Linked DNA regions of Homo sapiens: region 2 is linked to region 1. A link is a contact called in ENCODE Hi-C or POLR2A ChIA-PET data. All regions are on one chromosome and are shown on one strand. Each heading gives the region's core, a stretch centred on a gene start or an enhancer-like site at or near the end of the contact. The rest is flanking DNA. Distances are from core to core; before and after follow the strand shown. Region 1 has its middle 10 kb from the start of MIR30C2. Region 2 has its middle 40 kb from the start of OGFRL1.

Region 1 (4,129 bases), core at 860-3,359:
GCTGACTTTCCTTTCACAGGTATTTAGTAAGTCAATGACGGGCAGCAGCAAGCCAGGCTTCTATTATAGTAATAATAATCAGATAACCAATAATCACTGAGGATTCTGTACATTCCAAAGCCATGCCAGGGGTCAAGAGCAAATACTTAGTGTCCTTACTATGTACAGGGCACTATTCTAAACATTTGGCTTATATTAACAGATTTAATCCTCACAGTTCAATATGCATGAACATTATTTTTCAGATGAGGAATCTGAGATGAAAGAGATTAAGAAAACTGCCCAAGGTTATGCTAACGAGCCTTAAAACTGGGATTTCAGCCTAGGCAGTGTGGCACCAGAGGTCTGATCATGACCATGAAGTGATAAACACAAGTATCCTCTAAGTTAGGTATCATCGTCTTAATTTTCCAGGGCAGGAAACTGAAGTTGAAGGATTTAAGAAAATGTGGTAGTAACTGGAGTTGTTTATGAATCTTCCCGTTCTCCTCTGGCACATGAGAAGATTGTGATACAGGATTTTTTGCTCCTTAGTTTAGCTAAATCCAGTTCTTGTCTTACAACCAGGAAAAATTAGGCACACAGAGACATCGAAGACTGAGGAGGATGGAATTTATTAAGTGAAAAGAAAGCTCCCAACAAAGAGAGGGGTCCTTCATGCAGGTTTCCACCTCACAAAAATTGAATGGCAGGCCACCACACGTGAGTTGAAGAGGCCAGGCTCTTTCCCCTCATAATTCATGAATTCCTGGTGGCTCCACCCATTCTCCTAGTGGTTGTGGGGCATGCCCAGACAAGCCCCCTGTGCTGGCTCCCATATCTGCACAAAGCATCTGGTGTAAAGACTTGTGGGTCGGGTTGGAGATGTGGCTGTGTCCTGCCTCTATCAATTGCACTTCTCTACATCTTCTGAGGTTAGGTGTGGCTGTGTGACTTGTTTTCATCAATGAAATGTGAACAGAAGAGCCAGGGAAGTATTAAGAGCTTGTGTGCCCTTCCTTCTGTGTTGGTGAGAGGTTTTTCAAGACGGAGGCTTTGTCACCTTGATCCTTGAGTGACTAGACTGGATAGTGCCCCTCTGCTGACTGCTGTTGGACACATTGGTTAATTGATAAACTTCTGAGATTCAAGGCAGGGTTGGAGGAAGGAGACTATTTGTAACCACACGTAATCTTGTCTAACTTAATTTGCCTAAATATCTTTCACACACTCTTAAGCTTGTTGGTGCCAGGTATTTATCTGGAATCGAGGGCTCTCTGACTTAACAATCCATGGTTTTTTCATTTATTTCCTCTCTTTTGGTATCATATGACCTGCAGGAACCCAAATTTCATTCTTTTGCTTGCCTTTTAATTTTATGATAGTAATGAAAGTGCCTAAAAAATTCAATCTGATGTCTATGGTTAGTCTAAGATTAAGATTAAGAAAATGTAGAGGAAAAATCTGTCATTCTCTGGCCTACATGTTTGGTCTGGAGCTTTAATATGATGATCTGCAGGATTAGGAGAAATTTTCCTGGCTTGCTTAATCCCGAGATTCAAGTTCTAGCAAACAACCGTCAGCAATAATGTTAGCTAAAGAATGCTAATATGTCCTAAATGTTACTCATATTTCTCACTGTGCTTATAGTTTTCATGGTGTGAGCTGCTACAAGAGTTCACCCTTTTTTAGGTTGTCACTCAGACATTCTGTAAAGTAATTCCATCATCCATATATATATATATATATATATATATATATATATATATATATATATATATGTATGTATGTTACTGAAACGCCATGGGTTCATCTGGGTCCTGCCGCTTGCTGCACAGAAAGCCAGTGACTGAGACGAAGAGTACTGCCAAGGAAGAAGGCTTTAATCTGATGCTGCAGCCAAGGAGATGGGAGCTCAGTCCCAAATCCATCTCCCTGACCAACTAAAACTAGGGGTTTATATAGCAGGGTCTTCCCTGCTATGTAACAATGTGTAAGAAAACAAGAACTAGAGAGGAGGGGTAACGAAGCAATCATGATGAATGAAGGGTCTGGCATCTCATTGTCTGGATGTGGTGATCTGGTGAGTTTCAGTTCTTTAATTTTCTTTTTCTTTTGAGAGGTCTGAATGTGGTTTCCTGAGGAAGGAACTCTGATAAAACAAATGTAAGTTTCAAATTTTAAAACCAGATGGGCAATTTCTATGTTTATCCAAAAAAAACTGTCTAGGGGACTATTGGGTCGGTTTCATATATATATAAAATCACTTTATGTACACAACACCAAATTATCCGGGTTCATATGTTTAAATTTAGAATTGTGGGGATTTCCCAATCTACCAGCTGAGTATGCTCAACAGGTTAGCTGGATAGCATTGACTATCATGACAGTGAACAACAGAGAATCACATGCAACTCTGAGTCTTTCCTGAGGAGTATCTTCCTGAAACTAAATGAATAGAAGATTCTGAGAACCTTGCTTTTTCCATTATTTGATTATGGAATGACCTATGGGGCAATACATGTTCATGTAATATGGAAAAAACAAAAAGAAGGCTTTAACCGCTTAATTAGCAGGCCTAATTTTTTAGAGTTGGGATTCTCTCTTTCTTTTACTTGCTGAAAATTGACTGTTTGGTTACTTTCACTTTATAAGTTTACTTTATTCATTTAATCACAAAATTCCTAAGCATTCAGTGACTCATAAAGTAGATTATTTGTTTATAATCCTGCCTCATTCTAGAAATGACTAAAGGCAATAAAGTTATGTTTAACCTTGGCAAATATTGGTTAAATGATACTAAGCTAACTTTTTTGGGATGAACTATACAGTGAATAGATTATGTAGGATTGGGATGTTTTTATTTTAATTTAGAAATAATTATAGATTTATAGGAAGTTGCAAAAATTGTTTGGAGAGATCCTATGTACCTTTCACCCAGGTTCCCCCAGTGGTCACATTTTACAACATTTGCTACAGCACAGTAGCAAGACCAGGAAACTGACATTGGTACAATTGTGTGTGTGTGTGTGTGTGTGTGTGTGTGTGTGTGTGTAGTTCTACACCATGTTATTACATGCATAGATTCTTGTAACCACCACTGCAGTTAATATACAAATTAGTATACAGATTACTTTTGCTATATCATTTTTTTCTAAAATCTAAAGACATGAAACTTTTTTGAATCTTAAAGGGATGAAGCCCTTCTTGGTGACTTGAACAGCATCATCATTTTCTGTTGGTAATAACAACTAGCAAATAAAGCTTAGATGAAACTTACACTCCTGTGTAAAGTGTAGCTCTTCCAGTAGGTCCTGTGTTTAGTCTAATATCTACTTAATTACAGTAAGTGTTCAGGCTTTTTGTTGTTCTATTTGTTTTGCGAGCAGGGATTTGATATAAATCTAAATACGACAAGCTTTCGTTAAAAAAAATATTGACCTTCCATTTAGAACAATGTGGTCTTTCACTGTATTGAGCTTATGTGGATGTATATTACTGTAGAAGAATTTTACAGGAGATAAATTCCTATGAAATATTCTCATTGCTATCTTAATTAGAAATAATCTTTTTATGCCCCCACTGTAGGTGGTAAGTCCCCCATGTTCAGTGAATATACTTGCGATTAGGTCATAGTCTATTATTAGGAACATACAGGCAGCCAACTGGCAAATGGATTGTTATCCTGCCTAAGGAGAAGAGAAAAAAATTAAGGTAAAATTAAAATGCCAATACATGCTGAGAAAGAGCTAATAGAAAGCATGTGACATTATGTACACTGGTGATACTCAAATGAAACAATGGAACCTATTAAAAGGTACCTATGTGGATTTTATTCTTTGAGAAATGGACTAGGGTAGGGGGTAGAAAGGCAGGGAAAGAATGAAGACAGTGTATTGAAAGAGAAGATTGTTTGACCCATTTATCTGAAATAAAAATCCTAAGTTTTATAAGATCCTCAAATATTTGGCTACATTTTCAGGTAGATGTGCATGCATAAATGTTAAATGGCTAAAAGAAAATGGGTTATAGTCTACCAATAGTGTGTCACATAGCTTTAAAAGTACTGCTTTAAAAATCATCAATTTAGAGGGAGGATTTGGGTGGCAAGCAACAGGACTCTGCTTTCAATCCTGTCCTACACCACATT
Region 2 (4,129 bases), core at 1,208-3,707, 120 kb after region 1:
TACAATAAAATCTTTACATAAGTTCTGCACTTGACAAGGGAGAAGAATCAATTGCTTAATTAAAAGTGAAATGTTTTTATCACTTTGAGATAATGCCCTAGGATGATTTTGAAAGTGACATGTAGTTGACTCTCTAGAATTGAGAGTAATTCTAGAATCATTATGATATTTTTTTGTGCATCCTTTAATTTTATTTAATAGGACAATAGATTTTTATTTCCCCCAGGCCGAGGCAATGGAGTATCTTTGAGTAATCTGCAAGCTGGTCCAAAGGGAATAACAAAGGAGGAAATATTCTTCGTAAACAAGCCCTGCAACCCAAAAGTGGAGTAAGAATTTCCTGTCCCAGTCTTAGGAGATGGTCAAAAGCTCTGCATATTTCTCCACTGAATTAGATTTCATAACTTCCTGTGATGTCATTTGCTATTTTTCCCCTGGCTTGAGTTAGGACTTCCCTTTCAGAGTTTTGTCAACCCAGTTTTCTTTAGACCACTTTAGAAGCAAGAATATCTACTACAGATTCATGAAAAGAGCACTGAATAAGAAGTTAGGATAAGTGGATTTCTAAGGCCAATTTTCCTTCTTACAATTTGACTTCAGAAACGAGTACTCATACCAAGCTCACATTTCCTAAATAATTCACATTCTTGAAAGGTAGAAAGAGCTGTCTTACGAAATGGTGTGTTTCCTGTCATTGAAAGTATGCCAAAAGATGCTTGAAAACCACTTCTTAAGACTCTTGTGCAATTTTCATATAATAAGATTAGACTTGATGGTTCTATAAAAAAAACTCTCTGAATCTTGAAACTCAATGATTCTGTGCTTTAGTTCTATGAAGAGAAGAGAAGCAGGGAGGGAATGATGAAGGGATCTAGCATATCTATTCAGCCTTGTGTGGATTTCAGCCTTGGTCTCTGGAGATGCTTCAAGCTTCCTAAAGTGGTACTTCTGCCTGTCCATTCTGACTCCATCCTTAGATACCCACTTTCTGATCCAAAATAAGCATGTCCATATGAATATGTTTAAGTCAGAGGCAGCTAGATGTGTACCCATAACTGGAGGGTGGCTAACCAGTGCAAACATAGATTTCTTTACATTCTTATTCTTCTTTTTAAAAATCTTATGACTTTTAAATTGTATCTCATAATACCTCTGTTCTAACATAAGATAATATTTTAAATTATCAATTATTGGCGGTGATGAACTTGCCCCAATCCATCTATGCAGATGTTTCTTCCTATGCACAGGGCAAATGCATTTAGTTTAAGAAGCTCAGGGCAACACATTTGACTGGCACACTGGATTCAGGTTTATTATCCATGGTCTTCTCACATCTTTGGAGTCTGTCTTTGCAAGACCCACCCCCTCCATCATACCAGGTCCCCATCTAATATGGAAGGAGGAATCTAATGATAGGAGAGGTTCATGGTGTTGTTTAAATAGCCCCCTCTCAGCTCATTCAAGCAGCTCTTCTCAGTCGACTCTGAACTGCTTACAATGACACATTATAGTAGAATTATTTCAGAGACCTTTTTCAACTCAATCTGGGTGTGCCTCATTGAGCTAATAAAATCCTCACCCCTGAGAAATGGTGTAATATGTGTTACATTTTGCTACAATTCATGATATGTCTTTGGAGAAGAATTGTACATTTTATATAATTTGTCAAGGACAATTTCAAAATGCATAACATCATCAATCTCACTGACAACATCGCTAATGGCTTCACTCAGTAGTCAGAGTTTTGCCAAATGCAAGCTAAGACTCAGGCCATCACACACCTGCTCCCAGCCTATTGTTTCAGATGTATCATCTGTTGAAAAGTTAACAGAGTAGGAAAAGAATTCATCCTTGAAGCATTTCCCCTCTAATTAAGTCAACAGATGCTGTTTGAAGTCTATACCTGGGGAATTTATTACTTCAGTTTTAAAAAGTAAGAGAAATTCACAGATCTGCCTTCATAATAATTGTGTTTTTTTTTTATCAAGGTCACCAGCCTAGTAATAACTGATAGTAGTCAAGAATTTGTGATGGTTGTCATTTTCAAAAACATTGGAATGACATTTTCCAAAAGTGCTTTCATTTGAATTATCATCTGGGCTTTATTGCTCCTGGGCTGGGCTCTCCCTCTCTTGGCGGGAGGCTAGACAGAGCTAGCCTTGCTCAAATGGGCTTAAGGGGTTGGGGGAGGTGGCAGGAAGTAGCTCTCAGGACCTTAATGGTTGGATGGAGGCAGACAGCAAACAGTGAAGTCAGAGGTCAAAGTCAGAAATGCATAGCTAAACCAGTCACCAGGGCAGAAACATCCTGAGGCATGCAACAGTTAACTGGTACAGCCTGTGAGTCAAAGAGCCAGTGAAAATGAGAACATGCTCCTTCTGCAAGGAGAAGTAAGCAAGATGGTATTCTTGGGAAATAGCCAAGAAGATGAGCTCTTGCTGTCTGCTGAAGTGTGAGAAGCCATGACAAAAGTGACACCCAGTGACCTGTGTAGGCTTTAGTTTCTTTATGTGTTTCCTGGTCTCCTTGCCTAATATGGGTATGGAAAAGATCACATTCAATCTTATATGTGAAGTCTAATATATTATCATCATTGTAATTGTTAAAATTTGTTTTACAATTAAGAAATAGATGGAAAGATAGATAACCTAAGAAAAACTAAAAAACAAAAAACAAACAAACAAAAAAAACAGCTGCATAAGAATATTTTCCTTTTGTGGCAGAACAAAATAGGGCCAAACATTTTGGTGTGCTGTTTTCTTTCAATTTAGTCTGTTCTTGTTAGTTTCTGATCAAAGTACTTACTTAGCATTCATGATTGCTAACATTTGTGATAATTATAATTTATGAGCAAATTATCTATTGTTACCATGACAGTCCTGGTATTTTCACAGATCAAAATTTATATACAAGAAAAAAAATCCTAACATGAAAGAATTAGATTTTTTTTAACACCAGGTCTCAAATTACCCACCTACTTTGACAGTTCTAGTGTCTTGATTGAATATTTTATGATGATACTACTTAAGATAAAAATGTAAAAGCTAATTTATAGTGACATCTCTTTATGGAAAAGGTCCCCAAGCTGATTTATTACCAGGTTGAAACATGTCAGTGAATACAAACATTTCTAAGGTAAAGAGACTTTTCAATTTTCTTTCACACTCTGTCATACAGCTTCAGCTAAATAATTTATATGAAAAACAGGGTATTTTAATTTTACAATATGCCACTTTATTTTCCTATGATATCTCTTTTAGTTTTATTCTTCAATTCGATTTGATACCTGCTATGTTCTGTACTGAGTAATAAATTTGGAAGCTATTCCCAATTATAATTCATTTTGATACCTGCACATTTGAGGGAACATAATGCCAAAGATTCAAACTTAGTTCTTCTCAGACTAGATTCTTTACTTATCACCCTCTATTCAGCAACAAAGTAGGTAATCAGTTGCCAAATTGATGCTGTTTTTCCAGTTTTCTAACTGTCTCTGCCATCCTGATTTCGTCTCCTGTTAAATTTATTACGTTATGTCATTCTGAAAGGAATTTAGAGAAAGTACACACATATATAAAATTATTTAATCATATTTTTGGTTGAGGAAGAAGGGGTTAAGGGACTATGTCTAATGATTTACTTACAGTTCTATAGAACTATTCACTAATACAATTAATAAAATAATGCACCGTAATTATAATATAATTTAAATATTCAGGAGCTCTGGGTAGTGATAGATGAATATAATTGCTGAGGTTTAAAAGGATTTTTATAAGTGAATTCATTTCAAGGATTATTAAAGGGCAAACAGATGACATGAGATTTTATATTGGTGGTAGTTTGTGTTACAGGAGCATTAGTGGTATTGTAAAGTAAGAAAGAGAAGATGAAGCCAGGAAGGTGCTATAAGCAGGACAAAGAAGAAACAGCAAAGGAAGCACAAGCTGAAGAGGAAACTGCTTATGGCTTAGCGCAATATCTTCTGGGACAGTGCATGATACAGGAGGTGGCAGTGACAGTAGTTCAGTGGGAAAGAAAGATGTGTTTGGTGACAGCATTTTGGTGAGAGGAAACAGGAGAAAATAGGGAAAAGATTAAGGGCAGAGAGAGACCAGATGGTGATCATAAT

What was found. Hi-C counts contacts between places; a loop is a spot of excess contacts on that map. ChIA-PET counts read pairs that join two places held with the same protein, here RNA polymerase II (POLR2A). Pooled maps may share reads with other maps.
Region 2: a pooled map shows a loop between it and region 1 (2.1-fold over the local background). The contact joins two enhancer-like sites. A Hi-C loop is called at or near these places in 1 of 168 maps with a recorded cell type or tissue (ascending aorta) and 1 of 50 pooled maps. POLR2A ChIA-PET finds 5 or more read pairs at or near these places in 1 of 52 experiments (BJ).

The regions. Positions count from the first base shown.
Region 1 is chr6:71,364,596-71,368,724 of GRCh38, reverse strand. No RefSeq gene overlaps it. Among named protein-coding and RNA genes, the nearest start is that of MIR30C2, 10 kb to the left of the region's middle. RefSeq lists an enhancer at 179-1,378. Within about 2 kb of position 2,109, at least 3 of the 41 ENCODE cell types and tissues checked have a DNase peak (open chromatin) inside an H3K27ac peak, as active enhancers do.
Region 2 is chr6:71,246,744-71,250,872 of GRCh38, reverse strand. No RefSeq gene overlaps it. Among named protein-coding and RNA genes, the nearest start is that of OGFRL1, 40 kb to the left of the region's middle. Within about 2 kb of position 2,457, at least 4 of the 41 ENCODE cell types and tissues checked have a DNase peak (open chromatin) inside an H3K27ac peak, as active enhancers do.